2 separate regions of the Homo sapiens genome follow, and region 2 is linked to region 1. A link is a loop called in an ENCODE intact Hi-C map of the cell type or tissue named here. Cell type or tissue: heart right ventricle. All regions are shown on one strand. Each heading gives the region's core, and the rest is flanking DNA. Links, peaks and the distances in the headings are about the cores only.

What was found. Peaks named below come from ENCODE experiments on the same cell type or tissue, not always from the same donor. Only the 100,000 strongest peaks of a DNase experiment are listed, where the experiment ranks them.
Region 2: a loop joins it to region 1, with 3 times the contacts of the local background. A loop is called at or near these places in 2 of 110 quality-filtered maps.

The regions. Positions count from the first base shown.
Region 1 is chr20:52,929,963-52,940,284 of GRCh38, forward strand. No RefSeq gene overlaps it. Among named protein-coding and RNA genes, the nearest start is that of TSHZ2, 37 kb to the right of the region's middle. In heart right ventricle, for the core only: no CTCF peak of the experiment used is centred there; no DNase peak of the experiment used is centred there.
Region 2 is chr20:52,990,807-53,001,128 of GRCh38, forward strand. The region is part of intron 1 of TSHZ2 (teashirt zinc finger homeobox 2); the gene reads left to right. Among named protein-coding and RNA genes, the nearest start is that of TSHZ2, 24 kb to the left of the region's middle. In heart right ventricle, for the core only: no CTCF peak of the experiment used is centred there; no DNase peak of the experiment used is centred there; H3K27ac peaks cover 1,347 bases.

The DNA.
Region 1 (10,322 bases), core at 2,378-7,377:
TCCTGACCTCAGGTGATCTGTCCGCCTTGGCCTCCCAAAATGTTGGGATTATTGGCGTGAGCCACCACACCCAACCAACACTTGGATTTTAAAAATCACTACTTCATGGCTAGCTTGGGTTTCTTTGAATGAACTTCTGTGAAGGTACTCAGCCTCCCAAGTAGCTGGGATTACAGGTGCCTGCCACCATGCCCAGCTAATTTTTGTATTTTTTTTTTTTAGTAGAGATAGGGTTTCACCATATTGGCCAGGATGGTCTCGAGGCTCAAGATTTATTAGGGTTACACTAGATATGCCACTGGCAGAGAGGTACTTAAAGAATACAAGGTTTGGCCAGGTATGGTGGCTCATACCTGTAATCCCAGCACTTTGGGAGGCTGAGGCGGGTGTATCACAAGGTCAGGAGATCAAGACCATCCTGGCCAACATGGTGAAACCCCATCTCTACTAAAAATACAAAAATCAGCTGGACATGGTGGCACACACCTATAGTCCCAGCTACTCAGGAAGTTGAGGCAGGAGAATCGCTTGAACCTGGGAGGCAAAGATAGCAATGAGCTGAGATCTTGCCACTGTACTCCAGCCTGGTGACAGAGTGAGACTCTGTCTCAAAAAAAAAAAGAATACAAGATTCTCAAGTGTGGCCCCTGGACCAGTGTTAGGGCCTTACTGTTTAAGCCAGAATTGGCAAACTGTGGCCTACAGGCCAATTCTGGGCACACTCATTCATCGTTGTATTGCCTTTGGCTGCTTTCAGCCTATAATGGCCATGTTGAGTAGCTGTGATGGAGACCCTATGGCCCATAAAGCCTAAAAGACTTACTGTCTTGTCTTTTACAGACAAGTTTGCTGATGGCTGACTTAAATTTTAAGCCAATGGTGCATTTTTTCTCTCTATAAGAACTGGTTCAGAGAGAGATCCATGAATCAAATCAGGCTAGTAAAAGGCAACGAAACTCGGCCGAGCATGGTGGCTCATACCTGTAATCACAGCACTTTGGGAGGCCAAGGTGGGCAGATCACAAGGTCAGGTGATCGAGACCATCCTGGCCAACATGGTGAAACCCTATCTCTACTTAAAAAAAAAAAATACAAAAATTAGCTGGGCATGGTGGCGGGCAACTGTAATCCCAGCTACTCAGGAGGCTGAGGCAGGAGAGTCGCTTGAACCAGGGAGGTGGAGGTTGCAGTGAGCCGAGATCGCGCCACTGCACTCCAGCCTGGTGACAGAGTGAGACCCTGTCAAAAAAAAAAAAAAAAAAAAAAAAAAGGCAACAAAATTCAAACCAGGGATTTTTGTTTATTTTGATAATTTTTCTTGAAGTAGACTTTTCACCCTTGCTGGATGGAAATAAGAAAGCCTAAAGCTCCAGAACCCATGGACACATCTGACATCACTGTGAGGGAAGGTCTACCTAAGACAGGAGAGATGTAAAGGAGACAGAGCTGATAAATTCAGAGAAAGAGACTGGCGCTCTGGACCAGGCTTGTCCTGAGGCCCCTGGAGCTTTCGTTACATGAGGAATATATAGTTGTCCCTTGGTATCTATTGGGAATCAGTTTTAGGAAACTTCTCTCCCCTCCATGGATAGCAAAATCCATAAACACTCAAGTCCCTGATATAAAATGGCACATGGTATTTCCATAAGTCCTATGCACATCTCCCCATATCCTAGTTTAAACCATCTCTAGATGGTTTATAATACCTAATACAATGTAAATGCTATGTAAATAGTTGTTATGCTATTGACTTGCATTATTTTTTATTACTGTATTGTTCTTTTTTTCAAATGTTTTCAAACCATAGTTGGTTGAATTCAGGGATGCGGGGCCTTCAGATACAGAGGGCCGATTGTATTCCTTTTGCTAGTTATTGTTCATATCTTTTAGGCTGGTGTTTCTGTTACTGGCAACCTGGAATTTCCCATCTAATTCAGAGTCTATTATCTTCTTTATTCATTTGACCTGAGTGCCTTCTATAAAGATTTGTTAATCAAGAAGCATTTTTTGACCACTGAAGTCTACTCACAACTGTATGGATTAGTTCAGGAAAGTGAGAACACCCGCTGAAGGGTGAACACCAACCAAATAAAACCAAAAATTGAAAGAAAGGAAAAAAAAGACTAAAGGAGAAAAGAAATGAGATTACTTACCCAAGGGTCATTTTGAGATACTTGTTCTCTAGGGATGAACATTCTGCAATAGAGATATCAGCAAACATACAGACAGTCAGATATGAAATGATAAATACAAATAATTTTACAAGGACTATAAAGCTCATTATTGGCAACAGGTATTCTGGGGGGAGTGTCTCAGCTGTATGGTTGCTATTCACCAGACAGCAAAAGCTGGAATGAAAAAATAAAAGCGAGGGGAGGGAGAGCATGAGGACAAATACCTAATGCATGCGGGGCTTAAAACCTAGATGACGGGTTGATAGGTGCAGCAAACCACCATGGCACATGTATACCTATGTAACAAACCTACAGGTTCTGCACTTGTATCCCAGAACTTAAAGTAAAATTTAAAAAAAATTTAAAAAACACAAAGTAAAAGACCCAGACTTTTAGTTCCTGACTATGCCAGTAACTCATAAGTCATTTTCCCATTTGTTGATGCCATTCATCACTCCAATATTATTTATTGAGCATCTACTACAAATGATAAGCACTGTTCTAAGTACTGGCCTCAATTTCTCCATCTGTAAAATTAGAGGATGAGATCGGATGATTCCTGCAGTGCCTTCCCTCGCTTGCCTTTTCAAGAGAATTTATCCTCCCCATGTTTCAGTTCAAACCCCTGCTCGACCATTTCCTGGCTGTGAGATATTGGGCAAGCCATTTAATCTCTCTGCATATTCATTTCTATTTCTGGGAAATAGGAATAATGACAGTATCTCTCTCAATGGATTGTTGTGATATTTAAATGGATTAATACATGCATCTACCGCAGTTCCCAGCACATAGTGAGTGCTATATAAATGTTAGTGCCATTATTATGATGATCATCTGTATTATTATTTAATAATAATTTCAGAAACTGAAGAGTTGGGTTTGAAAATGGGACTCCCCCCAAATACTAAAATATCCACATATTGCTTCACTTAGTTAGAACTGTTCTCACCCTGCTGAGCCTCTCTTTGGACATATAGCCAAAGCAATTTTTTTAAAATACCACAATGGTGTCAAACTGTTTGGGTGGTTTTTCCAGATGGGCATTTATATATACCCCGTTTATCATGGACATGATACCTGTGACTCCTTCAGTTCATAATAAGCACAGAACCAGCTGCCATTTATTCGGGTGCTCACTGTGTACCTGGCACTGTGCTAAAAATAAGCAGTGTGTTACTCTTCATTGCAACCCCGTTGGGTAGAAATAATTACTAGACTCGTGTTACTGAGAAGGAAACTGGGGGTCAGGGAGGCCCAGTCCACAGCCAAGAAGTGGCAAGCGGGTCTGAGTTTAGGTGTGACTCCAAAGCCCACACTGCTGCACCTGACTCTATACTACCTTTTAATTCAAAGTACCAAGATGAATAAAATTTTAAATATCCCCTGCTCTAAATGTCCTTTCCTGTAATTTCGGCTCAATTAACCAAATAAATTACATATGAAGAGTCAATCTTCTTGGACACAGTTATTCCACTTTATTAAAACAATACATAATATATGTATGTATGTATACACTATATTTAGGGGTACAAATAAGTGCCCCTAACGTTCTTAAATATTCATAAAATTTTTATTTAGGAGTGTGTTTTATTCATTTAAGCATTAATGTATATAGATCGTTAACTATTTAACAGAAAGATTGGCATTGGTAACCACTGTTAATTGATGATCAATCATAAAGAGACAAAGCAACTTTGATAATACAGTAAAACTCAATAGAAAGTTGGTTTGATTTGCTAAAATGTGATTGACTTACAGCCTTTCAGTATATACATTGCATAGGGTAAGCTTCACCTAGAATAGATCAAATTTAACCCAAGTTTGCTTCCATTTGATTTGATTGAGTGAAACAAGACTTTATAATAGCATTCCTTCTTCCACTCACTCAGTAAATCTTGCATTCCATGTTGGGGAAAGATTTTTCCAGGAGTATCTACATTAGTCAAAGAATGCACCTTCTTGGAAGCCTGTCTACCTTCATTAAATGGCTTTCAGAGCTCACAATGCAACTGAATAACGTGCATTATTCAAATGGTTTTCAATGCACATGAGGAAAAGGAGGTGTGCTCAGATGGGAGTGATTTTAAGCAGCTCATCTGCACCACAGGAAATTCATTTATCCTTTGATTCTTATGCCATTTCGCTGGAGGCATATGTATTTCTAGTACCTATATAGTTTTGTGGGGGGCTTTGTAGCCACCTAAACCAGTCTGGTGAATAGTCATCACGCTTTTGAAAACACAACCAAATGCCTTGTAATTTTCTTAGGAACAATACTTTTTATGCTTCTCCATTCTGGCTCAAAGGTACAGTGAGATGTTTTTACTAAATGGGCTTATTTTCTCCCACATGGAGTTTTAGACCCTGTGACAAATGTAATGAAATCTGTCAGTCTTTTCCACCTAGACACAGAAAACTAGGTGCAGTGTTCTGTCTTTGCCAATATGAGGTGAAAAGGATGGGGGTGAGGGGTGCTTTTAAGACGGCTTGCAACTTTGGAGCTTGGATCGAAGACATATGCAGTCTCCAAAGAGATAGATGGAGCACATGCAGGAGAGAGTAAGCATTTGCAAAAAGAGCCCCCAGAATCCTTCTTGACAAGCATTTTGCATGCAGTTAAATAGACAAATGTATTCTGCTGCCAGGATTTTGCAGGAATCATATTTGATGTCTGTCACCAAAAAGATTCTTGGGCACTGGTGGAGTGACAAACCGTTACTCCTTAGAGCAGTGACTCTCAAACTTGAGCATGCATCAGAATTACCTGGAGGGCTTGTTAAAACACAGATTGCTGGGCCCCTTCCGCAGAGTTTCTGACTCAGTAGGTCTGGGGTGGGGCCCACGTGATGCTGATGCCACTAGACTGGGGACCTTTAAGAACCACTACCTTAGAGTGATCAAAGAGGGTAAGCTTGAAGATCCTCCACCCATAAAAGTCTACTATCTGAGGACTGTCAGGACCTGTGCTTTCGTGATTACAATTTATGCTAAGATACCAAAACCCGTGAAGCAACATGAGACCCCCCAGAAGAAATTTTCTTAGTGAGAAGTTGGTTTAATTTTTTTCTTTCATATCTCTACCACTCATAGCTTCCTAGACATGTCTAATCAGCATTGCCCTTTCCACCTCTTGTTTGTGAAACTATACTTTCTGAAACTCCTGTCTTGCTTTCCATCTGATAGAAAAGCCAGCAGCTCACAGAATGCATTACACAAGCTAATGCTTTAGGCTAGATGTTCCAGAGGTGATTCAAGTCGATGAACAAAGCCTCCATTTATGATACCTATGTACATTCTCAACCGATATGTTCTTGGTGATGGCAACTATTAACATTTTCTCAGCATTTCAGGGATTTACATTTGACCCCCAAAGTGAGCCAGCTCTGGGCTCCACGGACCCATAACGTGCATTGAGTACCATTGCTAATAAACATTTACAACGTGGTGTGCACAGGCCCCGCTCCATGAGGCCTATTTGTGAGAACATAGCGAGTGATCTGTATTTAGGCCAGCATCTCACACCACATTAAAGAGATTGGTTTGTTCTTATTACATTGCTTTGTCACTTGCATTTGCATCTCCAACATTCCCCACACCCCAGCACAATAGTTTGGAATGCTGAGGTATCCACAACTTTCCCCAATCCTTGGGAGCAATATTTGGAAAGGAGAGTGGCGAGGGCTGCTTTTGCAACAACGTCAGGGCAGCAAGAGTTCATTGTTTCTTTCCATCCAGCCACACAACAGCCTTCCTGTTTCTGCACCTAGAAACAGCTATTCGGATAGAAGATGCAGGTTCAGTCCTGTTGACATCTGAGTGGGCAGAGAACTATCCTTTGAAATCTTGGCCCTTTCCTATCTACCTTGCCAAGAGTTGGCATTGCTTGGTTTAAATTTTGGTCGTTGCATTTCATGGTGCAGAAACCCCTTTACATATGTAGAAAGGGTGTGTTTATAAATCTACACCCACTGTGCATTTGTCTATTTTTATATATGCATATTGCATAGTAATAGAGATTTTATGCATTGAATAAAACTATTTCCCCCAATTTCACTCGGTTTATCGTTCTGCTGAATAATTCAGCTACTATATGGACTTCATGGACTTTTGCTTGATAAATTCACTATTCAGAGCTTTTCCATCCATTGGAATTTTTAATCAGGTTGAAGCCCATCATGTTGAGATCAAAGCTGGGAATAATGATGTTACCAATCTATGTTTTAGCCAAAGGATGTTCCTTAGAGCGCACGTCCTCAAATCGCTTAGTCGCTAGCTGAAGTGTAAGAGAATTTATGATGCTAAATAAAACCAGGAGGAAAAAAAAGATGTTTTAATAAGATGGAAATCCAAATGTTAAAATAATGAGCCATCTGCATGGGTGGCCCTCTCTTGAGAGAGATGCCAAGAGCTTTGCCATCTGTGAAACATTTACCAGCTGTTTCCTTCCTTTTTTGTGAACATAAGAAATCCTTGCAGTTGGTGTTTCTAAGTGATACATCATAGAGAAGAAAACAGGTTTGCCCAACTTCAGGAAGACTGGACAGAGCTGAATTAACCAAATAATAATTTTGGCAACTGCAGAGGTGTACACCAGTGTGCCACTCTTCTTCCCGCAGATCCCTTTTCTGAACCTCAATAGAGGGCACGGAAGATGAAAAGGGATCGGGAAATGAATCACATCCCACGAGGTCATTTAAAACTGAATGTTTGCAGAGAAAGTCTGTGCCTGCTCACTCGACTGCCTGCAAGCTGGTTTTACCTTCTGAGTATTCAAGCAAGGTTTGGACTAAATTGTAATCCAACTGAAATGGGGAAAGGTGTCTAAAGCAGTCCAAATATTTTTGAACATGTCTTTCCTTTTTCTTTCTCTTCTCTGATCACTGTTTCACATATCTGCCAGTCAGCCCTGTATTCCTGCTGCTTTTGCCCTGACAGGCACCTTATCTTGGTTGCCTGAGTTCTGTATGGTCTTAGGATCTGAGCAGAGTGCCATGCATGAATTTAACTTTGCCGCCGGCTCTGATCCGAGGCAATGTGCCCAGCGATAAAATCCTCACAGTGTGGGGTGCTGATCTATCGATGCCTCCCCAGGTTCCTGCTTTTTTTTTTTTAACCTCCCTGTTCTATCGCCAGAATCTGACAGAATTTTATTTTTTCTTCGACTGCCATCTTTTCTACTTCATTAACTGTCAAATGCATTTCAGGGAACATAACCTAACAAGAAGGTTTAGCTAATGAATGTGAAGTCTTTCAGGTGTTCCCCTCAGGTGTCATTCCTGAGGAGTTTAGGAAAGCTTTAGGTCATTTTTCAAAAAATAATTTTTCTAAGGCCATATGCAGTGAAACAGGGGGGATATGAATCTTTGGACTGCGGCTGCTCTCGCTCCAGCGCCTCAGTGTTAAGCCAAACCTTAGGGGGAAAGAAAATCAAGACTCATGGCTTCCTCCTGGAAAACCCAAGAGTCCTAACAGCAGAATTGCTGGCATTCTTTAACGGGTGATTTCACATATCCGATCAGAGGGATGTGCACTGTGAGAATCGCATTTCATGTAAAGTAAGGGCATAAAGGAATTTTTCTAGGTCATTCAGCAAAGCAAAGTTAACCTCACTTTCCAAGCCAGAGGAAATTTCCAGATGCTTCATTCCCTTACTCACTCAACCACTATCTGAGAGCCTGCTGGACTCTAGGCACTGTGTCCACTTCTGAGGTGGAGCTGGGAGCAAAGCTGCAGGTTCCCTACATGCAGAGAGCTTACAGGTCACGGTGGAGCCAATGAAACACGACTTACAATCAAGGGTGAGGCTACTAAGTCAGTGGTTTTCAGCCAGAAGTAATTTTCCCACCACCATCACCACCACTAGGGGACATTTGGCAATGTCTGGAAATGCTTTTTAGCTGTCACAACTGGGAGGAGAAGTGCTACTGGCATCTAGCGGGTAGAGGCTGGGGATGCTTCTAAACATCCAATGCACAGGACAACCCCCACAACAAGATAATGAGAGTTATGTGGCTCAGTAAGTCAATAGTACCACAACTGTGAAACTCTGTCCAAAGAGAATACCTGGAGGAGAGATGGGGGTGAACAGGTGAAAGGGTCAGCATGTCGTGTGCCTCGCCAAGAACCTAGACACCAAGGAGAAGAATCAAGAAAAGCAGGGATTTATGGGGCTCTTGAGCTACCAGCCTTTGTCTGTTGTGTTCTAAGGCCACCTTGAAGGGCTTAACCCTTACACCGTGGCTGTCGCCTTTATCTTTTAATGACGTGACATAGTTACAAGATACAGCAGGACACAGGGGTGAAAGGAATGAAGAGAGACTGGAAGAGACAGGGATCAGTAGATGTAAAGGCTGGGAGGAGAGCTGTGGTACAGTTAAGAGACTCTGAATTTCCAAAACAGCCATCAGATTTCTGGCTTGGAGGAGTAGGTGGTTGGAGGACAAACATCCAGAGAAGGGGTTTTCATTTTCAACTGCCCTCTCCATGTTACACCTTTATCAAAAGATGTGACCAGCACTTGTTCTTTACAAGCAGTACCTTCACAATCATCAGCAGTGTGTCTGATTCACATTTTCTGACAACCCACGTGATAGATTTAATTATGCCCGTTTTCCAGTTGAGGCCATGGAAGACAGCATGGCCCTATCTACAAAACTGCTACAACCACCTGAGCAAAAGATAGATTAACGAGATTTAAATGCCAGCCTGCTTTTCCAGGCAGGTAAATCTAGATGCCTATTTGTATAAATTCAAGTAGGTTACATATAGGTTATCTACTTAGATATAATTATATTCTTCACATAGTACGTATAGTTGAGTGTGCAGTTTTATTTTATTATGTTTCCTAATTGAAACGAGCAGCAGCACAGAGCATCTAAAGTTATTTTTAAACCAAAACTTGCTTATCTTAGGCTTGGGAGTACTTTCTATGGTATTGCCACTCACCTCTCCCAGGAAATATACCTTTCTAATTATGTTTGGGTTACTTAGCATTTTTTAATGCTATGGCACACAATGTTACAGCAGGACACATCAGTGCTTATAAATATGACAGGAGTAATTGACAGAAAAAATAAGAGTTACACTCTAGACATTCACAATCTCTTCTATATTTTCCCATCTTTTCCCTTACACCGGGAGCCAGCAGGTATTTCTGCCAGAATACGCAGAAAGAAGGGAATAAACTTTAGAGACAGGCAGATGGGCTTACATCGTGGCAGTCTTATTGGCTAGGCAGTATTTGGCAAGCTATGTAACCTCTCTGAGCTGCAGCTTCCACCTACAAACTCGAGGTAGCAATATCTTTCTTGTAAGGGGTGTGTGTGTGTGTGTGTGTGTGTGTGAAAAGTTTTGTGAATATGTTATTAAGCATATAAAACACTGAGCCCAGTGCCTGGCATATGTAGAATTACTATTCAAAAATGTCAACTCTTTTTGTATATTATCAAGCCTCGTGAAAACAGGCTGGGGTATGGGATGCAGAGAACTAACGCCATTCAAGCTTAGCTTAATGAAGAGAGATAATCTTTATTCTTGTGATAACGTATGTAAACATTTTAATTCCACTTTTCATAGGTAACTGAAAAGATAGGGTGGTGCAGTTAAAAAAAATAGTGAGGAGAGAATTGGTGTACAATGTGATTTCAAATCCCGGGTCACCAACTTGGTATTTGTGTCAGAATGGGCAACATCTATCTGAGTGCCAGTTTTGTTCCTACACAATGACTTATATAATTATTACCCTACAGGTTTGTGGAGAGGATGCAGTGGACAAGATATGCATTGTCCTTTACCGGGGGAAGATTATACACACCAATCAGGCTTGCTTCATGTGACTTGCCTCAGCCAATCAAACATGAGCAAAAAATGACAATTGTCACTTGGGCAACATCGTTTAAGAGCTGACTCTTTTTTCCCTTTGTTTCTCCATCAGCATGGGTGCCCGAGTGAAGGGAACATGGAGCAGGGCTGCAGGTGATCTATGACAGATCTTACAGCAGGAGCAGGAGCTTGACCTTTGTCGTAGCCACCAAGACGGTGGCATCATCCCTTGCTGCCTCATAAACTGGCCTTTCAAACACAGAGAGTGTAGCGCCTTGAGCACAACTGCCAGCACGGGCCTATAAAATAACAACCCCCTTCGCCTTC
Region 2 (10,322 bases), core at 2,153-7,152, 61 kb after region 1:
TCCATGTGGTACAATATGCTTTTCCTAACCAAGACCAACATCATCCTTATAACAGGGATGTGTGTGTGTGTGTGTTGGGTCTATTACCTCTGCGTATTGAGAACACTGTGTGTATATTTTACCCAGCATGACTTGGTTACACTGTATGTATATTTTGATTGTGTATTTCTGCTGTAGGTCTCTTTTATTGTGTGCGTGAGTTGTGAATACATGTATATTATGTGTGTTGTGATTGAACATGTGTGATGTATGTTGTGGGTATTAGTGTGTGTGTTGTGGCAGGGGAAGAGAGCATGAAAAGCTTTTCTGATGCATGATTTTGTGTGGATTATGTATATTGTGGGTATTATTGTGTGTGTTGTAGGGGGAGAGAGTGTGAAAGCTTTTCTGATGCATGATTTTGTGTGGATTATGTATGTTGTGGGTATTAGTGTGTGTTGTGGGGGGAGAGAGTGTGAAAGCTTTTCTGATGCATGATTTTGTGTGGATTATGTATGTTGTGGGTATTAGTGTGTGTTGTGGGGGGAGAGAGTGTGAAAGCTTTTCTGATGTATGATTTTGTGTGGATTATGTATGTTGTGGGTATCAGTGTGTGTTGTGGGGGGAGAGAGTGTGAAAGCTTTTCTGATGCATGATTTTGTGTGGATTATGTATGTTGTGGGTATTAGTGTGTGTGTTGTAGGAGAAGAGAGTGTGAAAGCTTTTCTGATGTATGATTTTGTGTGGATTATGTATGTTGTGGGTATTAGTGTGTGTTGTGGGGAGAGAGAGTGTGAAAGCTTTTCTGATGCATGATTTTGTGTGGATTATGTATGTTGTGGGTATTAGTGTGTGTTGTGGGGGGAGAGAATGTGAAAGCTTTTCTGATGCATGATTTTGTGTGGATTATGTATGTTGTAGGTATTAGTGTGTGTGTTGGGGGCAGAGAGTGTGAAAAGCTTTTCTGATGCATGATTTTGTGTGGATTATGTATGTTGTGGGTATTAGTGTGTGTTGTGGGGAAAGAGTGTGAAAAGCTTTTCTGGTGCATGATTTTGCGTTTGTGGTGGACCTGGCATGTTCATGTGTTCTTGCCAACTATGCTGCTAATGGAATCACTGCAAAGCCCTTCAGGATTTTCCCTGTGAACATGAAGCCGACGTCACAGTGTATTTTCCTGGGGGTTCCCCTGTGGCACTGTACCCTGACCTCCTGGTCATGGCTTGGTTAGAGGAAAACAAAACCACTGTTACACAGGATGTCCCCTGCTCAGGAAAATTTGCTCTCAATGGGAAATGTATAAGAGACAGATAGTACTGGAAGCTCCACACCCTATTGTAATGTCTATTTCCTGGCCTCTCTTCCTCTCCATGCCACATGTTCTATCGTGTCAGGGATTCATCTTAGGAATTGTGGGAACAATTCATTTGCAGTACCTGGAACACAGTCAGTGGGTTGAATGCATGAATGTATGAATGAATGAATGAACAAGGGGTTCTCCAAGGTTCCAGGCCTTTGGAATATTTAGATACCCCAGTTATTTATACTCACAGAGCTGACTGTAGTAGGATCTTAGTAAATGTCATATAGATAAACCGATGCATGCACATGGCACTCGTGAACATTTGCTTATCTCAGAAGCAGGCTAGCAATCGTAAGAAAACAGTTCTTCAGTGGGGCTTTTATTCTTCCTCTGTGGATCCCATAGGAGCCCCTTGTCTCCTGTCCCTTTGGTTTAATTATTGTTCCTTAAGATCAGCAGGGCAGCCCTTCTGTTTACTGTCAAACTGCAGCCACAAATGGAGAGAAAGAATGAAGGGGAAAAAAATCTTCATAATCCAGGTACAGGAATTTCCTCAAAGATTTTTTTTTCTTTAAAAGAGGTGAAAGGAAGGTGGAAAAGTTGGGGAAATGAGTTTCCAAACTTGCCAAACACATAAACCAACAGAATTGTGTTGCTGCCTCCATAAATGTTTAATAAGTTTTATCATCTTGTGACTAAGGTTAAACAAATGTGAGTCCTTTGAGGAATTATTTACTGGAAGCAAAGTTATAGCATCAACATCTGTGTTTCCAATCACTTAGATGAGGAATAGATCAAATAAATCATGAGTAAGTTCCACAAAATAACTTCTGTATTATCATCTCAGGAGAAGAATAATGTAAGCAGCTCTTTTAGGTGCCCTCTCGATTGGAATTTACAGGTTTTTTTCTTAGGCTTCTCTTTTTTTATTCATTTCATTATCTCCAAATAATAAGTCTTCACTGCTTTGTGGAAAGTTACCATAAAAACATCCACAATAGAAGGACTTTGAAATTTCTCTCTGGGAATCTGGCTATTTCAGCCAACATTCTCATTTGGGAATGGGCTAACATTTCCAATATATAACATCCATATAATTTAACCTCATAAATTTATTTTTTTTCACAGTGATGTAATGGGGAGACTGACCTGGAGTTTATAAATGTTCCCTGCTCACTGCATTCCCCCGGGCAACATAACATTCTAGACAGTGTTTTATGTGCCCTGATTAAAATATAACGTATTCTTGCATTTCCTGTGGACTGACCTGTTAGTACTCTTAGCAGAACATTTAAGGAATACAGAGATGTTTTCAAACGTGTAACAATGCACTGTGTGAGGTTTGTTTTTGTTGTTGTTATTAAATCATGATCTCATTTTCATTTTAGATCACAGTCCCCTGGGCGCCCCTCCACAAGAAAAGTTCTGTGCTTTGGTTTGACTTTTGAATCTGCCAGTGCACTCTGACAAATAAAAATAAGCAGGAACGCTTGTTTGTAACTGCAATTGGAATTCTTAGGCACATACTTTAAGCTGCTTTCCTGAAGTGGAGGGAAGGATTTGGAAAAGTTAATGGGGAGTCCCCCAAGATAAAACAGTAGCAATGGAAACTTATAACCTTCCTTATTGAAAGAAAAAAATAATAAATGAAGACAAGGGGAAGGGCTTCCTATAGTTTTTGCAATCATGAAAATGACACTTGTGACACATAGTACACTGAGCAAACCAATTTGTGGATTGAGATGTTTTAATTTTCTATGCGAGAAACACATAACAAAAGTAAAAGGCCACCCTTGCCTTCCGGAGGAGCAAAGGGAAGTTTGTGGGGTGAGGATGTGAGCTGGAAACCTTGCTGGGCTGAAGCTGATGCTGCCATGTAGCTTTTCCAGGGTACAAATCTCATTCCAAGAATAACACAAAAGAGGCTTGGAAACTGCTTGGAGGAAGAAGGGATGGATAGATCAAACAAATTAGTGAAAGATAAGTTCCCAGAAAGGAGTATGTGTATTTGAGAGTCTGCCTTTTATTCATTTAACAGATATTTATTAATTTACATTGTTTTCCGGCCCCTGTGCTGTGTATCAGGGCTTATCAGGATAAACAAGGCACAGCCTCTGCTTTCAGAGGTTAGCAATGGAGTGCCCAGAATAACGTCCGGAAGAAGGCACCCAGTGAGGTCTCAGGAAATGTTAGTTGAAAGAATGAATGGGTGAATTAATGGAAAAATAGACGGGTGAATGAATGGATGAATGGATGAATGGATAGATGGATTGATGGATGGATGGATGAATGGATGGATAAACGGATGGATGGATGGATGGATGAGTAGATGGATGGATGGATGGATGAGTGAATGAATGGACGGATGGATGGATGGATGGATGAATAAATGAATGCATAAAGATGATCTGTGGCTCCCTAGGAATTCAAGCTCATGTCTATATGTTTGTTTCTGGATCTAATTGTTGATTTCTGCCCGGATTTTATCACAGGTGGGCCCTGACATTTTCATTAGCAATGGTTCCCTTGATTTCCCTTCAGACGAATCCTTCCTGAACCCAGGTGCCCTTTATCCTGCACATTAGCCCCTAGTCAGCTCTTACAAGCCATAATGTGCCGTGAAGTTCTCCAGATTTTTCCCTGGTTGGCCACTCTGAGTGTTTTTCACTGCTCACCACGACCTCTAATCAAATCAGCTTGGTTTCCCTGTGTCTCCTTCCCTCTGTTTTGCTCCTGGAAACTGTGATAACCAGATGCATTAACATTTCCGAGAGTCCACCACATGCCAGGCTCTGTCCCATGTACATTACAGTGCACTTGAGGCTCATTTAGCCTCCCTTTCAATTGAGCAGGTAGACTATTATTCCTGTTTTCCAGATATGCAAACTGAGGCACAGAGCTGTGAAGTAATTAGTTCAGATGGAAGACACATAGTGGAGCCAGGATTGAAGCTCAGGTGTGTTTCACTCTAAAGCCACAACAAGTACCTAACCTCAGCACCTCTAGAGGTCAAACTTTTTTATCTTGATGAATCCTGTTTTTGCCTGTGATACATTTTCCAGCATCTCAGTTCCTCAGCAGAGCTCCAGCTTCACAGCTACAGATACAGAGACCCAAGGAATGGAGTTGGGGTAAGCTCCATCTTTGATGTTTTTTAACCTCGCTCCTCATTCAGAATCTCTACATGGGGTGGCTGTAGTAACCACCTACCATCATCGTCCATCTGGCTTAGCCACTAGCAGAAAAGAACATCTCTCTCAGGACCTCCAGCAAATATTCTGGGGTTGACCTTAACCTACATAGGTTTCCACGACCCTCCCTGAACCAATCACTTTCTCTGGCTCTGTGCATCCAGAATGATTTGCCAAAGCAAAATCAAAGTGGCATTACCAAAAAAGGGAGGAATGCATGCAGAGCCAGCAGAGTCCATAGCTGTCCACTACATTCTCTATAGGGTTGCAACCAAGTGCTTTGAACTCAGGCAAACTGAGGTTCCAATCTAGGTTATTTATTTTTTCTTTCCTTTTTTTTTTTTTTTTTTTGAGACATAGTCTCGCTCTGTCGCCCAGGCTGGAGTGCAGTGGTGCAATCTTGGCTCACTGCAACCTCTGCCTTTCAGGTTCAAGCGATTCTCCTGCCTCAGCCTCCTGAGTAGCTGGGACTACAGGCATACGCCTCCATACCTGGCTAATTTTTGTATTTTTTTTTTTTTTAGTAGAGACAGGGTTTTGCCATGTTGGCCAGGCTGGTCTTGATCTCCTGACCTCAGGTAATCCACCCACCTCGGCCTCCCAAAGTGCTAGGATTAAAGGTGTGAGCCATTGTGCCCGGCCAAGGTTATTTACTTTCTATCTGATCGTAGACAAGTTATTTAACCTTCTAAGCCCCACTTTCTTAATTAAAAATAGTGTTTTTAATGCATGCTAAGTACATAGTAAGTTCTTAATAAATGTTAATGTGGTGTTTGTAGACAACAGTATGTTGAAGACTACTGGAATAGCACATAGATGTCTTTGGAGAAAGAGATATATTCTTTTGAGGTCTGCATTTATGCTTTGGGGCACACAGTTTAATAAAAAGGTAATATAAAATGGAAGTGGGGTAAAATATGTCTCCCAGAATGAGCCAACAGGATTGAAAGAACCACTTTCCAAGTCTAGATCACTGTAGCATCTTTTTGCTTAAGGCCGAAAGTTCTTCTCAACTTTCCTTTCAGGTTTTTATTTATTTATTTATTTATTTATTTATTTATTTATTTATTTATTAGGCAAAATGGGAATTGAGAAGCCTGAAATGATGAAGATGCTCATGATTTTAAAAAGTTTTTGTATGTCAGGAATGAAAGATGTGGTGAGGTTGAACAGGAGGAAAAAAATGACTGTATCCCAGTCAGCCTGGGTAGTATCACTTCCTGCTTTCCTGGGGTAAAAAGCCTGGAGGAATATGGGCATTCGGTTGTTGAGAAAGAGTTTGTCTGACTTCTCTTGCTGTATTTGGGATTGTTCAGAGACTAACTGGTTGGATTGCAATTTGCTTTCTTGTGGAAAAACTGATCTAGCAACATATATTGTGCGTTTGAGCTTTAGAGAAGCCTTTTCTCTTGTAGTTTATTCTCTTGCATAGTGGTGTTTCTAGGCTGCTGACATATGCGAAGGAAACATTGTATTGATGTGTGCATGTGACAGTCTACCTGCAACATGCATGTGCTCGTGGCTGAATCATTTGTGCATCCAAAGCTGAGGTCCCTGGCTGCTGTTGATTTAGTCCAATGCATATGTAATACTCTGTGGAAAACATTCCTGGTTAGTAGCTCCTCACTACTGTGTTATACAAGCTGCTGGCAAAGGTAATTATGCTTAATAGGAGCCACCTTTGATTTAAAGCTGCAGAGGTGAGTAATTAAATTGAGCTCGCTCAAGCACGAGGGGGTGGCATGCAACCTTTGTTTGGGGACATTCATTGGGAGCGGCTGGGATCTGTTACAAAGGCAATGTTTCTTGGGCTCATATTTGTCACCCAGATTGTCTTAGAAAGACATCAGTGCACCTGGGAGAGATGCAGCAAAGGCATAGTGCAGGCATCTCTTTCTTCGTCCTGTCCCCTCAAATATCACCAAAGGAGAACTCGCCTCCCAGCTTCATCTGCCCTGGTTCCTGTGCTCATCTTGCCCCGGGGGGGGGTTCAGCACTGTCCTGCTCTCTGGTTTCTCGATGCTCATCTCTACAGATGATCACAACTGATCACCAATAGTGATCAGTCTTGCCACGTGGACTGGCAGTCCTGAGATTTCTAATCTGGGTCTGCTCGGACATCAACAGCAACAACAAAAGCATACCAGTCCCTTAATCCTTTAATGATTGAATATGAGACGAATTCGTGTTTGTAAGATTTCATTTCAATCCCATGGGTGGCTATTATTGCATCTCAAAGATGATCTATTTGTATACATTTCTATATTTTCTTTTCAGCAAACCTAACCTGATAAAAGAAAAAAAAAATGCCTGGGCTGTCCTCTCCCCAGCCCTACCCTCTAGAGTTTCTGAATGGTAACACCCAAGCAAGCCGGGTTCTGTTGGGCAAAGAGCCTGTTCCAGGCGATGCCACCTAGAACTGGGGTGACATACTTGCTAGGAAAGAACAGCAACTCCAACTAAATCTTTGTGGCTTCCAAAGGATTCCCAAGCTCCAGGCAGAGGGTTTTGCTCTGTGATAACTGCAAAGTGGGTTCATAAAATCCAGAGGAATCCTAGGAAAATCTCTTTGCCTAAACTCCCCTGCTTTTAGGATAAACAGATGGCCTTACATCTTCCTACTCAAAGTATGGCCTGCAGGCCAACAGCCTCAGCATCTCCTAGGAGCTCATTAGAAATGCAGATTCTCATGCCCCACCCCAGACCTGCTTCATCAGAATCTGCATTTTCAGAGGATGCTCAGGGGGGGATTCGTGAGCACGTTGAGATTTTTAGAAGAGTTAGCCTACCCTGAATGGTTGACTCCTGCCTCCTTTCTGACTTGAAATCCTCATCATTTCCTTGCCTGAACTGTGGTTTCTTTCTGTCCTTATTCCATGCCCAGCTGTGCCTTCTTCTTTTTTTGGGGGGACAGAGTCTTGCTCTGTCACCCAGGCTGGCATGCAATGGCGTGATCTTGGCTCACTGCAGCCTCTGTCTCCCAGGTTCAAGCGATTCTCCTGCCTCAGCCTCCTGACTAGCTGGGATTAAAGGCACCTGCCACCACACCTGGCTGATTTTTGTATTTTCAGTAGAGACCGGGTTTCGCCATGTTGGCCAGGCTGGTCTCGAATTCCTGACCTCAAGTGATCCACCCGCCTTGGTTCCCAAAGTGCTGGGATTACAGGTATGAGCCACTGCACCTGGCCAAAGCTCTGCCCTCTTCTTGGTCTAGTTAATGCCTTCACATGGTTCATATATTAGCCCAAGGGTTACTTGCTCAGGGAAACCTTGCCTCAGCCTTTAGATTAGGTTAAATCCACCCTCGCCAGTACAGGCCTGAAAGCACCATATACCTCACTGCCTTGCTCTTTTCAGGGTTACAATTCTATGATTCTTGGTTTAGTTAATTTCTGTCTATCGCCTCTGCACACAGTTCCATGAGGGCAGGAACCATGTCCAGTTTTATGACTCCCACCTGCTGGGACCCCACCATAGTGTCCAGTACATGTAGAAGCTCAATAAATATTTGTTCAGTGAACAGATGCGTGCTCTCAGGACATATAATTAGGAATATTGTAGGCGTATTGCTGGCTACTTAGTTTATCTCTTCAGGAATGTTCAAAACATTTCTAGAACTGTTTTCTGTTTATTCAATTCCAGGTGATGAGAAAATCAACTCAACCGAACTACTATTTTTAAGCACTTTCCACACATTCAGCATTATACCACTTAATCCTCACAACATTTTATAAATTTTATAAATGAATAAACTGAAACTTACAGCAGTGATTTCAGACTAGCAAAATGATGGCAGAGCTGAAAACCACGTTCTACTCTTCACTGCCACATTCCACTCTTCACTGCCACATTCCAAGACCCATGAGTCTGAGGCCTCATGCTCTCCCTTGGGTTGGAATCAGAGTGGTTCTCCAAGATGCACAGAGTTCCCGATTCACCTCCTTAACACAGATCTTTATTAAGCACACCACCTGGGTGCCAAGCACTGTTCTGTAGCAGCAGTAATGAGTAAGATCCATCAGGACCCTGCTCTCAGGGGACAGAAGCAACATATATACTTAAGATGCCATGTGGTTAAAAAGGGGCTAAGAAGAAAAACAAAGGGTGGCAAAGGGAGGGAAGGTGAGGGAAGGGGGCTATAAACCATAGAGCCTTTGCCTCCTTCATTTTTGTATCTGAGCACTTGGCTCAAGGGCCAGTGTGCGATAGGTCTCCTCAGTTAGCATCGGTTGATGACTGACTGACAGATGGAATCCAACATTTCCAAAGTGGGCTAAGCACCAGCTGGTGTCGTATGTGACCATAAAACTGAGCAGAGCAAACGGCCAGTCTAGAGATTGGGATTTCCTACCCTGTTGCCCAGATTTTCCTCCCTCTATCAGCCACTGGTTTGTGACTGGAATCATCAGAATCGCCTCTAGAGCTTTCAAAAAAAAGTCATGTGCTCAGCTTTTCCTTGGGCAAACTGGGATTTCTGGGGGTGGAAAACCAGCATGTGTGTTTTTAAAAAATCCTACAGTTAAGTCTGATGTGCTCAAATGGTTGAGATGCTGTATACCCCAACCATGTGAAATAATAACACCATCTAGCTTTCACTGAGTGCCTACTGTGTGCCAAGCCACATACTCAGTGGTTAACCAACCCCACTAAGAGAGAAGAAGATGGTGACGATGATGATGGTAATGAAAACAACAGCTAATATTTATTGAGTAATGTTGTTTGTGCCTGGTGTTATGCTAAACACTTATGATGTCCAAATAGTTCATCTTCGCAGACGTCCAATGAGTCTTTTTCTGTCTCACTCACCATTATAGACATTTCAGAGAAGGTTCAAGTAAGTATCAGATATATGTTTCAAGCAGGGGTTGACAAACTGTGACCTGTGAGCTAAACGCCACCTGTTTTTGTATGACCTATGGGTTAGAATGGTTTTTACATTTTTTAATGATTGGGAGGAAATGTGAAAATTAGTTTTCTTAGGTTATATAAGTACCTATATAATATCTTAAATTTTGTCTCTTGGCCTGCAAAGCTCAAATTTACTATTTGGTCCTTTATTGGAAAAGTTTGCTGGCTTCTGCCCTAGTGTATTTTTTTCCAACTTGTTGTATGTGTAGGACAGTCATATGAGTGATTGTTTTAGGTGGTAGAAGCATGAATTTTTAAAATAATTATGGTTTCATTTGCTGTGTAATAGAAGGGGAAAGTAAAACTAATATATTAAAACTGATTTCATGGATGTTACTGCTCAATCCAATGTAAAGAAAAAAATGAATCTTTTTGAAATCAATTTTTAAAAAATAATAATACAGGCAGTATGGAGATAAAACAGAAATCATGCAAGTTATAGAAATGGGATAAACACTGTTATAGGATCAGAAAGTGGGATGAATAGGGAAAAGTCAAAATAATGGAAACAATTTCACCTGGATGAGAAAGATAGGAGATGAGATGACGGAAGCTTTTTGCATTTTTAATATTCTGTGATTCTCAGTTTCTTAGAACCCTTGTTTTTCAGGACTTTTTGATCTCTTGAGGTCTCTTCCAGCGCTCTGATTCCATGAAAAGTTTCCTCGGGAGATACTGACACAAGCTGGGGGATGTCCAGGGTTCGTTATAGCTCAAGGCACAGTCTTCCTGTGTTTTTCCTTCTGCTGACTTAGAAAGACAGATGAGCAAACCTCAGATGGATTCAGAGGTTTGGTGGGGAAATCTGAGAGGCTCTCTAGTTCAGCCAGGAGTGGAAGAGGGGGACAGCCATCTGATAATGACTGTTGCTATTTTAAGACACAGATAGCAGAGATGAGGAGTAGCGTGATGAAAACTCACATTAAAACAACCAAGAGAGG